Linked DNA regions of Homo sapiens: region 1 is linked to region 2. Evidence: read pairs that join two places in POLR2A ChIA-PET (ENCODE). Cell type or tissue: endothelial cell of umbilical vein. All regions are shown on one strand. Links, peaks and the distances in the headings refer to the core of each region. The heading gives the core; the rest is flanking DNA. Region 1 has its middle 24 kb from the start of LINC02530. Region 2 overlaps EDN1 (endothelin 1).

Region 1 (5,385 bases), core at 323-5,322, 310 kb before region 2:
TGTCTATCCAAACAATACTCGCCTTCCAGTATTTGTCTGATTTCCTCACTCTCTAGGAGTTTCAGATAGTTTTTTTTTTTTTAACATTTTCCCCAGAGTTTATAGTTATTATTAGAGGGTAGAATAACCTGGTAGGAGCTACTTGGCTATTAGCAGAAGTGGAGCCCTTTCAGTCATTGAGACTTAACATTCGTATACACCCTTGTAACCTCCATCCAAAGCAAGATAAGAGCATCTCCATCCCCCCTAAAAATCTCTCTGTGCTTCTTTCCAGCCACGTTCTCAACACTAGCTGATTTTTAGAACCATACATTTGTTTTGTCTGAATTTGGATTTCACAGAAGTGGAGTCATACCCTCTAGCCTTTTGTACCCGGCTTCTCCCATTCAGCGTGATGCTTTTGAGATGCATCCAGGTGGTCATGTGTGTCAGCAGTGCTTTTCTTTTTATTACTAAAGAGTGTTCCATTATGGGAAAATACCACAATGTGTGTACTATTTTCCTGTTAAGGGACACTGGAGCTACTTTTAGTTTGGGACTATTATAAATAAAACTGCTATGAATATGCTTGTACAAGTCAATTTCTTGTTGTGGACATGGATTATCATTCCTCTTTTGTAAATAGGTAGGAGAGGAATTGCTGGAAGTCAAATAGTTCTCCATAGTGGTTTACTGTATGACATCACCACCAGCAAGGTCCAAGAGCTCCAGATGCTGCATGTCCTTGCTGACACTTGGTGTTGTCATTGCTTTCAATTTTTGCCGTTCTAGTGAGTATAAATGGTATTTTATTTATTTTAAATTGCATTTTACTGGCCGGGCACGCCGGCTCACTCCTGTAATCCCAGCACTTTGGAAGGCTGAGGTGGGTGGATTGCTTGAGCCCAGGAGTTCGAGACCAGCCTGGGTAACATAGCAAAACCCAGTCTCTGCAAAAAATACAAAAATTAGCTGGGCATGGTGGTGTGCACCTGCAGTCCCAGCTACTTGGGAGGCTGAGATGGGAGGATTGCTTGAGCCAGGGAGGTCAAGGCTTCAGTGAGCTGAGATTGCACCACTGTACTCCAGCCTAGGAGAGAGAGCAAGGCCCTGTCTCAATAAATAAATAAATTGCATTTTGTGGATGACTAATGATGCTGAAAACTCTTTCATGTGGTTATTGGCTACTTGTATATCTTCTTGTGGAATGTGTCTATTCAAAACTTTTGCTAATATTTATTGCACTTTTAAAGTTGGAGACTTGTAGCGATTTTTAAATATGCTCTGGGTATGTGTCCATCTTCGGATATGTATTACGAACATTTTCTCTGATTCTCTGGTATGTCTATTTATTTTCTTAATGGACTCTTTTGATAATCAGACATTTTTAGTTTTGATAAAGTCTAATTTATCAACTTTTTTCTTTTGGGGGTGCTTTTACTGTGCAGTTGAAGAAATCTTTGCCTATCTAAGATTTACTTCTAATCAAACCATAGTAAATACTGGTAGGTTTCTGAAATATTTTTTCTCTCTTTGAAGCTTTGAAACTTTGTATGTATTCTCTTTATCCAGCATAAAATGCTTTTTGAGGTAAAATAAAATATTTTCTGCAGCTTGTTTGGGCTCTGGGCAAGATAGCTGAAAAGTTAATAATATTTATACAGTGACTTACATGAAAAGATGCTTTATAGATGTTTGCAAAAGTAAATCAACTTACAGATCCGGTAGGAAACTTTGTTCAGTAGATTTGAAATTTCTGATTTATTGTTGCAAATCTATGAGGTGATGTGCTTGGAACAAGCCCCGGAGCACTGATCTGTGCAGCTGCTATGCCAAGGCATGGAGGGCTTAGCGCTGAATCTTACAGATGCACCAATTCTGCCAAAACATATGGGAGGAACTCACTTCAGCTCTTGCTTAAAAGATAACAACACTTTTGGATCAATGGCAATAATGCCAAATTAACACAAAAATCCTTAATTGTGTGTTTCTGATGAATGATTAGTCTCCTAATTCAAAAAGGCAGTGAAACAACCTCCAATTAAAAGTAATGTACTTTACTTAGATTGAATAATAGACAGCATTCTCAATATTCCAACTTGGCATGTAGCAAAGGGGTGATGGAAATTCGTATTTGCCAAGACTGCATGGCAGTTCAGAAAGTTGATTTTAAGCAGGATGATTTCAGAATAATACTTTCCCCATGAGCACTACTTTTTACAGAACCTCTTATGAAAGGGCCTTTCAAAAACATATCTGAGATGAGACAGACTATGGTAGAGTGACTTCAGTTTAGGACAGCTCTACCTTCACAAAGACTTAACAAAGCTCAACTCCTGTAACGCCCTTTATAATGTTTAAAGATGTGCTGTAGGTACTTTTTTGCATATTATCTCTAGTTCCTCACACAATACAATTAGGTATTGTATTGCAAATGAGATTTTATACTCATTTTACAATGAAGAAGTTCAGACTCATTAAAAAATTGTAGAAACCATCCACCTGGTAAGTAGACTTTGGAGGATTCAAACCTAGGTTTGTTTATCAGCAAAGCCTGAGTTCCCCCAACCACCCCCGCCCCCCGGCACAGCACACTGCTTCCCTGGTTCAAGGGCACCATAAAACTTACTACAGTGGAAGGAAATTCCAGAGTTTAAGCTATTGTCAAGGTAAGTCATATATGTGGTCTTCCATTGGTCATCTTGACAAGCTGTGAACAGCTTCATAGATATTTCCTGTTGTTTCTCTATGGTAAACCTTGACTGGCAGGTTTATAATTAGTCTTTCTGTCCAACCCCATTTCTCTTCTCCAGTGAAAGGTTTAGCTATGACACTAAGTCCCTTTTCAGTGAAACAAGGAATATGGTCACTTCTAGTTTGATTTATGCAGGACAATCGGAAAGATTGGGCAAAAGCTGGCTTTGGCTTTCTTTGTTTAGGCTATCTTTGGTTGAGAAAGTGGAAGGGAAAGTTCAAAGATCCAGAAATGGTAAGAAGAAACAAGAAAGCCATCAAGTTTGGTTTATTTTCTCAAGTTGATTATTTATGGCTAGTAGTCCACAGATGAAGAATTTTAATGATCGAAACCTAGAAATATGTGTTGTGCTATTTTGAGCCTGTTTCTTTAAAATGTAAGACTGCTAGAGGTATGAAGAGAAACTTTTGTTGTTTAAAAATAGCATTCGATATTGACAATCTTTTCAAAGTTGCTCATAATCACCATTTAACTGAGTGGATTTTATTTCTGGATACCAAAAGATATGATGATGCTTTTGTTTCTTTTTTTGTTCCTCTTTTTGCAGATAAAGCACACCCTGTCTACATGCACTTTCATTATGCTCTGTTGCAGGAAATTAGCTAACATTTGTGGAATGTGTCATCTTTTACTGCTCAAGGGTTTTGTTTTTCATCCTTTTACAGAAAGGATTGTTCTTAGCACCTTACCAAGAGCGCATCAATATAGTCACGCCACAACTGATGGGTATTGTCTGTTATTTTCATAAAACAGTGTGCAAAAGGCTTCTCAGCCTTCTTTACATAATACAGCGAGTGTCAATAAACAGAGTTTTGTTTTTTTTTTTCCAACAAGCATAGACATTTTATTGGCCAGGTGCGGTGATTCATGCCTGTAATCCAAGTGTTTTGACAGGAGGATGGTTTGAGGCCAGGAGTTTGAGACCAGCCTGGGCAACATAATGAGACTCATCTCTATGGAAAAAAAAAGTAAAAAGTAAAAAATTAGCTGGGTGTGTCTCACGTGCCTGTGACCCAAACTACTCGGGAGGCTGAGGCAGACAGCTTGAGCCCAGGAGTTTGAGGTTACAGTGAGCTATGATTGTGCCACTGTACTCCAGTCTGGATGATGGAGTGAGACTCTGTCTCTAAAAAACAAAAAATAGACATTTTATTATCATCAGGCTTACTATGAAGACTAACAATTGGTAACTGAAGTTCTGCACTGAAAATTTATATTTTAAGATGGTTTTTTTCACAAAAGGAGCTTTTCTTTGTCTAATATTTAAGTCAAGATTCTTGTTCCTGGCTTCAGTATCTCTGCAGTATGTTCATATATTTATTCCTCTGTGTGTGTGTCTCTGTGTGTGTGTGTGTGTGTGTACATATGCATATACACATATATACTCATACCTGCATGCAGGTTCCATTGCTGTTTATCATGTAGGAATTTTTTTCTCATCAGTGACATAGGTTTAGTGACCCATCTTCATTAACTATATCACGAACATTCAGGGACACAACAAAACTAACACTATCAGAATAAATTATTCATCCAAAATCCAGTTTTCCTTCTGGTAACCAAGTACTTAATGATCAGAACAGAGAAAGGCTAAACTTAATAAATGAGACTATTTAAATGAAAATATTCAGGATTGTAAAGGTAAAGATAAATGTTATGTTTGCTGTATTTACAGCTCCTTTGTATGATGCTGTAGCATTTAAAGCCCAATATCCATGTAGGAAATGATGAAGAAGATTGGCAATCAATTGGGAAATTGAATGGGGATGGGTAAACTTTACAGCTGTGGGTTTTAACCAAACCCAATGGTTGTTTTACTACCAGAAGAGTGATTCTGTGGCATATATTTCTTGCAGAAAAGAAAGAGGAGGGATAAACATGTGAGTGCATGTGTCTGCGTATGACAGGGACAGAGAATAAGGAAGCATAAGAATTTTGAGATAATCAGTAGGGAGGGAAAGGGAGAGATGAGCAGGGAGGGAGATGTTAGACTGGCTGTCACAGTGAGGCTGATATTTTTAATTTCTCTTTTTTATTCCCTGTGCTCATTTTGGCTCCAAGTCGCTGAGGCCGTTTCTTCATGAGTTTTAGTATTCTAGTCTAGTGAGACACACAGGGAGACGAGCAAACAAGACTTCAGTGTGAGCCCATCGATTGCTGAAGGGACCCTCGTCTGGCAACATCATTCCTGCATTTTGAGGTCAGCAGTTCTCAGGAAGCTAGGCTGGCTCAGTGCTTGGGATCTGCAGTGGAAGCTGACGCTCCCCACCAATCATCCAGTGAGCACAGGCAATTCTATCTTCCCACTGCTCTAATGATAATGCATTCCTTCCCTTTGAAACACTTAATTTTCAGATTTTGATAACTTCTGCCCACCTTAACTCCTATCAATCAGACTTTATGTAACAGCACTGTGTTTGGTTCCTGAAATGAAATATATTCTTCAGAACAGCTATAAGTGGAACAGGCTCAGAAAGAAGAGTGGATGTCAAATACTGTTTGTCATATCCTAGTAAGAAGTAGACTTTCATATGTAACACATGATCCCAGTGTAGCTTGATATAAATGGAAGATTTAAGTGAAAGAGGTCTATAATTTTGTTGGCAAAATAAAGAGAAATTTCCCTTATGCTAAGACCAAGTAGCCAAAAG
Region 2 (5,385 bases), core at 308-5,307:
GTAAATAGCCCTAGCAACAAGAAGCTTGGAAATTCCACCCTGGCTGCCCACCCCTGTCCCAGATCACAAGGTCCCCTACAGGCCAACATCAGGAGGTTGAAGACCTAGCCCAGCCAGAGTCTATCAGGAGCCTGCCCAACAGCTCTGTCCCAGCTTTTTCTAATTGGTCAGTGCCCATGCCATGTCAATGGCCGCTTAATATTGTGATTATTAGCCCTGGATACTTCCACAGCAACTTACACAGAAGGGGACTGGAATGACTCGGAATGTGAAAAATAACAATAGGATGCAGAAACCCAGAAAACTCTAAACGGGCAAAACTGCATGCCGGACTCCCGATGTGCTGCCTTTCTGAGCTACGGGCAGCCTGTCATCCCTGGGACCCAACATTTCCATCATTCATTGTCTCCAAGGCCGAAGCCCTTCTCTTTTTACTACCTAGTGGCACCAGCCCTAGCTCTCTCTCTGATTACTGCCCAAGATTTGAGGAAATTTGATGGCCGCTGCCATCACATTCATCACTCTATTTCCTCCGATGTATTGGCTCTGTGGCCAGTAGTTGTCAATGAAGTTGTCATGGCTTCATGGCACCAGATTTGAGGCAAGCTTTGTAAATGCCAGCAAGTTTTCTGCCAACCATGCATTGTCATAACAAGAATGATGCAGTAAACAAATAATCATACGACAGAGACGTTCAAAACTAGGGCTCAGGGTACATACGGAGCTTTGATCTTCCTAAGAGAATAAGAACAAGTTCATTCCACTCACAGTTCACTCACAAGCTGGAAATAATCTACGTTAGTCCAAGTTGCAGGTCCAGTGTATCCCCTTGGCTCTGGAGGAGTTTAAGAAGAAAGGGTCAGGGGTCCCGGGTTCTGGTCTTGCTATTTGCCTGATGTTGGACTCTGGATGAGTCACTCACCCTCTCGATATGTCTCTTTCCTTGGTTGGCTGATGGATACATGATATGGTTCCAGCTTCCCGAAAGGATTGTTGTGTGAGGGTAGGGGTCGAATGAGAGAAAGGATGTGAAAAGCTACAGGAAACCAAATTATCTACAAAGATGAGAGGTTACTGTGAAATGTGTAACATTCACTTGCAGTAGATAAATTCTGAGCTCCAGACCCAAAGTCCCCAGGAACTGTGAGTATAAAGGTGAGATAAAGCCAATGCAGAAGGGACTCTATTAAGAACATAAGCTTGAAAGCAGTGTTTTACACATTGAGAACTTAAATGTGAAAACAGGCATTTTCAAGACCTTAGAAACAGAGAGGGGGAAAAAAAAAAGCAGACCACTGCCTTGCATTGTAGAGTAAAAGAGAACTGACCGGGCCAGGCACAGTGGCTCACGCCTGTAATCACAGGACTTTGGGAGGCCAAGGTGGGCGGATCACCTGAGGTCAGGAGTTCGAGACCAGCCTGACCAACACGGAGAAGCCCCGTCTCTACTAAAAATACAAAATTAGCCGGGCATGGTGGCACATGCCTGTAATCTCAGCTACTGAGGAGGCTGAGGCAGGAGAATCGCTTGAACCCAGGAGGCAGAGGTTGTGGTGAGCTGAGATAGCGCCATTGCACTCCTGCCTAGGCAACAAGAGCAAAACTCCATCTCAAAAAAAAAAAAAAAAAAAAAAAAAAAGAGAACTGACCGAGAGATTTCCCCCTTCACTCAGATAGATTCTTTGGTGAGTAAAGTCTAAAAATAATAATTAAAAATTCTTGGTTATATTCTATTTTATCCTATAGACATTTACTTAACGATGCCATGAGATAGCCTCCTTATAGTCCTTTTTTCTTCCCCTGCATTTCTTCTCTTTCCTCTTGAGGGGATGGGTCTGCTAGCACTGTCTACAAGGCTGGGAGGCAAAGCTTTCAGAAAGACTGATTTTGGCTTTAGTACCCAGAGCCTTCTAGCAAGGTTTGCCTGGGCATCTGTTTCTGCAGACCTCCAGGGGCCCTCTGGCTGAAATAGTCGTGCTTAACTTAAGTGTTCAGGCTCCAGAGATGCTACAGCTCCTTCTGTGATCTTAGGTGAGTCACCTCCCTTTTTGGGCCTTGGATTTTCACCTGGAAAGACAAAATGTTGCTCTTTCTTAATGTCAGCAAGAGTTCTCCTGAGGGAGCTCTAGATTAGTCCAATACCCAAGCTGTGTTTTGGGGGAGTACAGGCAGTATCAAAGCCAGTGGATCCATCAAAAAAGATGCCAATCTCTGGTGGTGCAAATGAAGTACCTATTAGTAGGTGTTCCCTCTGCCCTGGCAAAAGTTACCACATTCCACCTAGAGTTCTCTGGTTTCTGGAGTTCTGAGATCAAAGCTTGCCTGGGCTATCAGTGTAAAGAGAGAAAGCTGTCCTAAGTGGGTTTCCAGAAACCATGCTTTTACTGGAAACAGAGCAAGAAATGTGACAGACCATCCCATCAGTTTACCCTTCAAGCTGATGTGGACTGTAATATAATTGAATGTTTCGTCTTCATGTTTGAAAAATATTAATTTTCTGTGAGTCTCCCAACTTATTTACTGCAAATCCTCATGCCCTAGAGTGTCTACATCATCCCTTTCATTTTTCCTACTGGATACTGAAGCAGGAAGCATGGGAAAGGGGGGCTCAAGGGTTTGACTGATGAAAAACCCAACCAAAACTCATCAATCTGACTTACTATGCTGTCCTTTGGACTGTTTTGTTCAGTGGCTTCTCTGATTCTGACTTCCTCTTAAATGTATTAGATCCATGTCTTCTAAGCTCAGATCTTTATTTTTTTTCATGCCACTTCAACTTCTTTATGTAATCTCAAACTCTTTCTCAGAGGTATGAAAGAAACTCCCCTCAACTCCCTTGTTTCATAGATGAGAAAACTCACGATAGAAGGAAATTGAATCGTTTGCTCAAGATTAAATACTGGCCAAGTTCAGACCAAGCACCTTGTCAACATGGGCAAAACTTCAAAATTTTCTTCAGAGTCACGCACTGAGAAACAGTTTATGGATAAAGTAAGCTTTATAAACAATTCCCCAAAGACATTGGACTGTGCCTTAAAGAGAAAAATGAGGATCAATGAGGACGGAGACTCTGCACAGGACATTGATTACGCATGCCTGAAGACTGTTATTTGAAATCCTTCTGATGTGTCACTGTTAGGACGACAGTGATCACTACATGCTAATATTTGTTAAATGCCAGGAATTCCTTCAGACACTATTAGAGAAGGGCAAGGAAGATTCTCGAGGGCTAATCAAGCTCTTAGAGAATTCAGTTAGTAGTGACCATTTGCAATACTGCAATTGCAATACTGTGCTCTCCAGTGAGCTGACAAGGCCAGCCAAGGCAAAGTGGAGAGGAAGTGGTGCTTTGTGGCAGAGGACCTAGAATCAGTACCTGGTGTCTCTACCTCCATGGGCACACGGCCAGTCCTAGGCTATCACGAAGAAGCAATGGTACTCAATGTTCCTTAAGAAACAACATCCTTAATGTGAGAAAATAAAAAGCCATTGGAAACCTCTACTTGCTCTGAGCAGGCCATTTTCTAAAAGCAACTTTGGTATATAACTTTGTATAATTAGGTATGTTTTGGGGGGTTGTCTTGCCATTACTTCCTTCAGTCCATTAATATGGATAAAGCATCTCTCACCACACCATCAGCTTAAACTGTTGAATCCTGCCTAATAGCCTGAGCCAAGTTAATGGATGAAGTCCCTGGAGAATTTTTCAGGTGAAGGAGAAGCAGGAGGCTGCTACCCAAGAGAAGACAGAGGTGTTAAAGCTGCTTTTTTGTTTTGTGTTTTTACCTCAATGCAGTATAAAATCAACATTTAAGATACAGATAAAATTCTTTATATAATTAGCTTAGACCGTAATATCCTTCTAATTGTCACTTTTCTATGAAACCGTCTTTAACCATTTATTTGCCTTTATGGTACTTAATCACGTTGGCCCACTCCTTACAAATTTCAGTAATGATTCCAAATCAGTACAGTAAGGAAAAAAATATTTATTTTCTAAAGTCATTACCTTGACAGGCAAAACAAAGCATGTTCTCAATTTCATTTAGAAATACATATTTTAAAAATACATAGACCAATATGGCCTGCCCAAACAGATATTTAACATGGTAAATATAAGGAATAAATTGTTTGAATATAAATATCTATAAAAAAATAAGTACATCAAAATTCAATCCAACCTCTTTCATTAGCCGGTTATATAAAGGAAAATAATTTTACTGCTTTAAAGCGTAACAAACACTTACTTTTCAATATATTTCATAAACAACCCTATACCATTGTGTCTCCAAAAATCAAGGACAGGGAATCTCCTGATTTAATGATCTTTTTTTTCTTATGGATCAGAGCTAGTAGATTACCATGAAAATATTATATCTACTGCTGACACATTAGACCAGACTTCTACGAGGCTAGGATTTAGTATGGGGGATGGAGGAAGGGGCAGCAGGGGTGGGAAGAGTTTGGGGAGGCAATAATTAAATGTGGGAAATACTTCTGCCAGAGTGCAATATAGGTGAGGTAGACTCATATTCATGAAACATATCCTGATTTATGGTAGTAACAGTTTCATTCAGTTTTGCATTTTACAAATTTAAACAAAAGTCTTTCTTTTTTTTTTCTTTACTTGCATGTTTGTCTTTTGAGTGTGTTTTCAATTTGTGCATTCCTTAGAAAATCTTTGTGTGGACTTTGGAGTTTCTCCCTGAAATGTGCCAGGCGCCTGAGTCAGACACAAACACTCCCTTAGGACCTTCGTCAGAAACTCCACCCCTGTGTGGAATCTCCTTCCTCTCTCTCTCTCCGGAGGATGCCACCCGAATTCGAATGTGACTGTGTGTTTCTGCTGAGAGGTCCATTGTCATCCCCAGATGAAAGAAGAGACCAAAGCAGTTACCACTGATGGAAGCCAGTGAAGATGGTTGGGGGAACTCCTTAACCTTTCTTGGAATGTTTTGAACGAGGACGCTGGTCCTTTGCCAGTCAGGAACCAGCAGAGGATGCTCCTGCTCTGATCCCAGCCAGGGTGGAGAGTGCAGAGTCGGCCACAGGGCTCTCCGTGGAGGCTATGGCTTCAGACAGGCCCCGAAGGTCTGTCACCAATGTGCTCGGTTGTGGGTCACATAACGCTCTCTGGAGGGCTTGCCTTTCAGCTTGGGATCATGAAAAGATGATTTGACGCTGTTTCTCATGGTCTCCGACCTAATAAAGCAAGATAAGAGAAAACAAATGTTATTTTAAAAAAATCACCCTTTGGCAAAAGAAACATGTAAAATTAGAATCTGGCACAAACAAAACCTGAATCTGGTTGTGAACTTTCACCACCCGCCGCAACTCTTTGATAAAACCTCAAGTGATATCTATTACCATTGTAAAAATAAAGCC

What was found. Peaks named below come from ENCODE experiments on the same cell type or tissue, not always from the same donor. Only the 100,000 strongest peaks of a DNase experiment are listed, where the experiment ranks them.
Region 1: POLR2A ChIA-PET joins it to region 2 with 10 read pairs; 11 of 35 experiments call an interaction of 5 or more read pairs at or near these places.

The regions. Positions count from the first base shown.
Region 1 is chr6:12,606,403-12,611,787 of GRCh38, reverse strand. No RefSeq gene overlaps it. Among named protein-coding and RNA genes, the nearest start is that of LINC02530, 24 kb to the right of the region's middle. RefSeq lists an enhancer at 3,179-3,298. In endothelial cell of umbilical vein, for the core only: no CTCF peak of the experiment used is centred there; a DNase peak (open chromatin) is centred at 3,387; H3K27ac peaks cover 1,384 bases.
Region 2 is chr6:12,295,779-12,301,163 of GRCh38, reverse strand. EDN1 (endothelin 1) reads right to left here. Exons shown (of 5, transcript NM_001955.5): 5 at 3,970-5,202. The coding sequence ends at 5,097. Among named protein-coding and RNA genes, the nearest start is that of EDN1, 8.1 kb to the right of the region's middle. In endothelial cell of umbilical vein, for the core only: no CTCF peak of the experiment used is centred there; DNase peaks (open chromatin) are centred at 1,163, 1,893, 2,833, 3,383 and 1 weaker place; H3K4me3 peaks cover 1,106 bases; H3K27ac peaks cover 3,357 bases.